Regions from separate parts of the Homo sapiens genome. Here region 2 is linked to region 1. A link is an interaction called in ENCODE POLR2A ChIA-PET data of the cell type or tissue named here. Cell type or tissue: Panc1. All regions are shown on one strand. Each heading gives the region's core, and the rest is flanking DNA. Links, peaks and the distances in the headings are about the cores only. Region 1 overlaps PRKCE (protein kinase C epsilon). Region 2 overlaps SRBD1 (S1 RNA binding domain 1).

Region 1 (2,807 bases), core at 92-2,591:
TCTCATCTCCATTTTTCTCTTTTGTTAGTCCAAGGCTTTCCATGAAGAGTATATTGTGTCTGCATTTTTTGGATAATATTTAACACCTTGCTTCTGATACCAGATCACACTGATTTTTGCAGCCAATGCAGTGTTTTCACAGCCACCAGTAGCTATTTTCTTTTTCAAACCTTTGGAAAAGCTGTGAAAACCTCCTTTACCAATTTGAGATCATTGTAGAACAGTGACAAGCTCTTTGGCCAACTTTGGGTAGTTTCTTTCTCCACCGTGTCCCACAGCTACCCAAGTGCCAACTCTTCTGAGTGTAGAATTTCAGGTAGGTTTCCTCCTGGTGATGGTTCCCATGCTCAAGTTAAACAATGATGTCGTCATTCTAAACAACCTCAAAGGAGTCTCTCCAGTTGATAATTCCACGAAACTGTCCTCTAAGCTTTTCCTCTAGAGTTGCCTGGTTCTGACCATTTATTCTTCAATTATCCATGCTATTGGTCAACATTTTTTCTTATTGTTCACATTAATCCCCTTGTTTTATGTAATTCAGCATCATGATTTCATGGACTATTAGAGCTAGGGTAGATCTTAGAGGTGAACAAATGCCATTTTGAAGTGTTTTACAGGATTGAGGATTAGAAATGTTTTTCTAGTCTTGGAGTTACCTCAGATGACCCCACTCTTTAAATACAGGTGTACTTTCAAGTCAAAACCTGACATCCTTAGCAACAACCCTGCAACTAGTTGACAAAGATTCAGTGATTACCTACTATGTACCTGGCTCCACATTATGGCAATGTAAGGGATCAGTAATAATAATAAGCAATTACTAAGCCCTTCCTATGTGTTTTCCCAAGTATCACCTCATTTAATATTCACAGTAATCCCGTGAGGTAGATACTATTACTATCCCAGCTTTTAAGTGAGAAAATTGAGGATCAGAAGGTAAAAAGAACTGGCTTAGGACCCACATGTGAAGGGAGGATCCCATCCCAGGAGTGTCTGACTCAAAGGTGAGTAATCACCCAGCTTGGCTGAACTTCTGGCTCCCCAGAAGGTACCATGGGGAGCCCGGAAATCTCTGCCCATGTGATTTCTGGACCTCATGTAGAATTAATTTCAGAATCCATCATTTCAAAGCCAACTCAGAAAAATCAGGTTTTTCCTTTACAGGCTTACATTATTTTGGATACAAAATGATTTTCAGAAATCAGATCTACTCCCAAAGCAGGATTATTAGCCACAAAAGAGACTATGTAGTCAAATAAAAACCTAGAGAGGCATGTAGATGTATTCAATGTAAAAGCAGTATTTTTGCCCTGAGAATGAAGTCTCCCAAAAGGACAGTTAAAGGAGAGGACAATACTCATTTGAATGTGTAAACTCTGGTATGTTGGTTTAAAAAAGTCAGTCTATTTCCTTATGGCAAAGGACAGAAACTCCCACCCCTCTGGTGCCCTCACTTGCTTTTGGGAAGAGCTCAGTGGCAGATTCTCCAGTACTTTTGATAGTCAATTGTTCTCTTCACTTTCCTTGAAACATCAGATTTGATTCTGAGCTATTAAAACTAAAATCCTCTGTGTCATGTTCCTTCTTCTGTGAAATTTGACCAATAATTTTCTTGACTGCTGGCTTCCCTTCAAACAATAGCAAGAGAAACCACCCTGCAATTCTTTAGATTCTCCAAGTGAAATGCCTGCTCTCCGGTTTTTTTTCCCCTCCCAGACCTAACCGCTGCAGTACACTCTCAGTGCTACTCTTTCTCCTTTCCCTCATTTCAGTATAGGATGCTTTTACTCCTCCTATTTCTCTAGCCAGACCTTCAAGGGGCTTTTTTTTTCTCCGAACAGGCATCCTTCTCAGGAACAGCACCATGTGTGATGACTGAATTAGCGTCTCTGGCCAGCCACAGAGGAGGGTGGGGACAGATGTATAAACCATGAACTTGGCTAACAAGCAAATGAAGGCTACACAGACCAAATCCCATCAATCCAAGGACCCACTTGATTTCAGTTAAGGGCGGACAGTAGAGGTGGGGAGCACATACTCACGGTAACCCAGCCTTCTGATTTCCTCATTGATTCAAAGTGTCAACAGTGACCTCAGCAGTTTCTCCAATCTCCTTTCACATTTTTCTTAATCATCTAATTATTTGAAACTAGGATGAAAGCAACCAGGTCACAGTTACCAAATTGCTTATTACTGGTCACAGGGATGTTTACTTTAGAATCCTGTATATTGCAGTGTCAAGGCAGCTCATGCCCATCTGTGCACACTGTTTCCTGGGAAGTTCTAGAAAGCAACTCTCACGTGACATTCTCCAACATAGAGGAGTGTGGTCATCTCTCTGAAGTTGGCTTCCCTTGGACACAGCCCTAAGCTGGGTACCTTGGAGGATCCAAGAGAAGGTGAGGTCATGGTCTCTGATCTCCAAGGGCTAGCTAGCAATTTGGTTGGGGAGACAAGACTAATAAAAACGAAACATTTCGAGACTAAGCAAGCATTACATCTGTACCCACACTCCAAAATCCCATAAGCCACTGGGAAAATGATCATTCACCTTATGGAGAAACCTCACCCCAATCCTCCTGCCCTGTAACATTATAAAGCAAGTCCTTTCCTCTGTAACTTTAGGCCCTTGGTTGACACAGGCATCTAAAAGTAAGGAAATTTGTATGTCTTATATCAAAAAGAAAATCAAAGATGAAGAGTCATATACAAAGAGAAAACAGAAGGCAAAGGGTGGGGTCACTCTCTCTCAGCCGAGTTCCCCGGGGTACCTGGTACCCTCTGTGATGGGGTGCTAATTACAAACG
Region 2 (2,807 bases), core at 47-2,546, 590 kb after region 1:
TTTATAATTGATATTTTATCTTGCAAACTTGTTGAACATGTTTATTAGTGCTAACAGTTTTTAGTGGATTTCTTAGGATTTTCTATATGCAAAATAATGTTATCTGTGAATAGAGATCATCTTCTTCCTTTCTACTATGGGTATTTGTCTTTTATTTCTTTTTCTTGCCTAATTACCATAGCTAGAAGCTTCAATGCAGTGTTGAATAGAAGTGGCAAGAGCAGACATTCTCATCTTGTTCCTGTTTTAGGGGAAACATCCAGTCTTTCATCATTAATTGTGTTGTTGACTGTGGGTTTTTCCTACATGCTTTTTACCTGATCAAGGAATTTCCCTTCTAATTCTAGTTTGTTGAGTATTTCTATCATGAAAAGATACTCCCTTCTGTCAAACTCCTTTTTTTGTTTCTGCGATCATATGAATTTTGTTTTTAATTTTGTTGACATGATTGTATGTACTGTATTAATTGATTTTTGGTTGTTGAATCAGTCTTGCATTTTTGGGATAAATCCCACTTGGTGATGGTGTTGTTGGATTTGGTTTGCTAGTATTTTGTTAAGAATTTTTGCATTCATATTCATAAGAGATATTATTTGGTATTTTTCCTGTGGTGTCTTTTTTTGATTTTGATATTAGGGTAATGTTGGCTTTTTAGAATGAATTAGGAAGTGTTCTCCCCTCCTGTTTTTTGGAAGAGTTTGTGAATTGATATTAATTCTTTTTTTAAATGTTTGGTAGAATTCAGTTTTAAAACCACCTGGATTGTGGGTATTTTTTTTTTAATTACAAATTCAGTATCCTTATTTGTTATTGGTCTATTCAGATTGTCTATTTCTTTTTGAGTCATTTTTGGTAGTTTGTGTCTTTCCAGTAATTTGTCAGTTGCATCTTTGTTATCTAATATATTGGCATACACAGTTGTTCTTATAATAATTTTTAATTCTCTAAGGTCAGTAATAATGTCCCCTGTTCATTTCTAGTTTTAGTAATTTAAGTCTTTCTTTCTTTCTTTTTCTTGGTCAGTCTAGCTAATGGTTTGTCAATTTTGTTAATATGTTCTAAGAACCAACTTTTGAGTTCAACTTTGGAGTTCATTTCTTTATTATTTTTCTCTTCTTTGTTTTATTAAGTTCTGCTGTAATCTTTATTACTTCCTTCCTTCTGCCTACTTTAGGTTTAGTTTGCTTTTTTTTTTTTTTTTTCCAGCGTTTTGGGTGGAAGGTTGGGTTATTGATTTAAGATGTTTCTTCTTTTTTTAATATGGGCATTTATAACTATAGTTCTTAGCTATATCCTTTAGTTTTATTTCTTAAGTTTTGGTATGTTGTGTTTTCATTTTTATTTATCTCAAAGTATATTTTCTAATGTCCTTTTTCATTTCTTTTTTGACTCATTAATTATTCTGTTTCATACACATGTTGAGTATCCTTTATATCACATGCTTGGGACCAGAAGTTTTTTTAAGATTTCAGATTTTAGAATACATCTGACCCTTGAACAATGTGGAGGTTGGGATGTTGACCCCCTCTGTGTAGTCAGAAATTTGTGTATAACTTTTGACTCCCTAAAACTAGTAATAGCTTACTGTTGACTGGAAGCATTATTGATAACATAAACAGTTGATTAACACATGTTCTGTATGTTATACGTCTTGTATTCGATATTGTTACAATAAAGTAAGCCAGAGAAAAGAAAATGTTAAGAAAATTGTAAGAAAGAGAAAATATACTTATTATTGATTGAGTGGAAGTGGATCATCATAAAGGTCTTCATCCTTATCATCTTTATTTGAGTAGGCTGAAGAGAAAAAGGAAGAGGAGGAGTTGGTCTTGGTATCTCAGGGATGGCAGAAATGGAGGAAAATTTTAGTATGATTCAAACCCATGTTGTTCAAGGGTCAACTGTATTTGCATTATATACTTAACAGTTGAGCATCCCTAATCCAAAATGCTCCAGTGAGCTTTCCTTTGAGTATCATGTTTGTGCTCAGATTTTGGGCCAGGCACCATGCATGGCTCATGCCCATAATCCCAGCACTTTGGAAGGCTGAGACAGGAGGATTGCTTGAGCCCAGGAGCTCTAGATTAGCTCTCGCAATATGGTAAACTCCATCTCTACTAAAAATAAAAAAATTAGCCTGGTGTGGTGGTGCATACCTGTAGTCCCAGCTACAGCTACTTGGGAGGCTGAGCTAGGAGGATCACTTGACCCTGGGAGGTCGAGGTTGCAGTGCATGCCACTGCTCTAGCCTGGGCAACAGAATGAGACCCTCTGTCAAAAAAAAAAAATTTCAGATTTTGGAGCATTTTTTTATTTTAGATTTTTGGATTTGGGATGCTCAATCTATACGATATTTTGTTTATCCATTTGTCTGTTGATGTACACTTGGGTGATTTTCACCTACTGGCTATTGTGTATAGTGCTGCTATGAACATTGGTATACATTATCTGTTTGAATCTCTGCTTTCTCCTTTTTTTTTTCTTCTTTCTTTCTTTCTTTCTTTTTTTGGGAGATAGGATGTTGCTCTGTCATCCAGGCTAGAGTGCAGTGGCATGATCATGGCTCACTACAGCCTCAATCTCCCAGGCTCAAGCGATCCTCCCAGCTGAGCCTCCTGAGTAGCTGGGACTAGAGGCACGTGCCACCATGCCTGGCTAATTTTTAAATTGTTTTGTGGAGACAGGGTTTCACCATGTTGCCCAGGCTAGTGTAGAACTCCTAAGCTCAAGTGATCCTCCCACTTTGGCCACCTAAAGTGCTGGGATTTGAATTCCTGCTTTCAATCCTTTTGGATATATACCTAGGA

What was found. Peaks named below come from ENCODE experiments on the same cell type or tissue, not always from the same donor. Only the 100,000 strongest peaks of a DNase experiment are listed, where the experiment ranks them.
Region 2: POLR2A ChIA-PET joins it to region 1 with 15 read pairs; 2 of 35 experiments call an interaction of 5 or more read pairs at or near these places.

What each region holds. Positions count from the first base shown.
Region 1 is chr2:46,115,773-46,118,579 of GRCh38, reverse strand. The region is part of intron 11 of PRKCE (protein kinase C epsilon); the gene reads right to left. Among named protein-coding and RNA genes, the nearest start is that of EPAS1, 180 kb to the left of the region's middle. RefSeq lists an enhancer at 443-1,642. In Panc1, for the core only: no CTCF peak of the experiment used is centred there; a DNase peak (open chromatin) is centred at 1,042.
Region 2 is chr2:45,521,671-45,524,477 of GRCh38, reverse strand. All of the region lies in intron 14 of SRBD1 (S1 RNA binding domain 1), which reads left to right. Among named protein-coding and RNA genes, the nearest start is that of SRBD1, 88 kb to the left of the region's middle. In Panc1, for the core only: no CTCF peak of the experiment used is centred there; no DNase peak of the experiment used is centred there.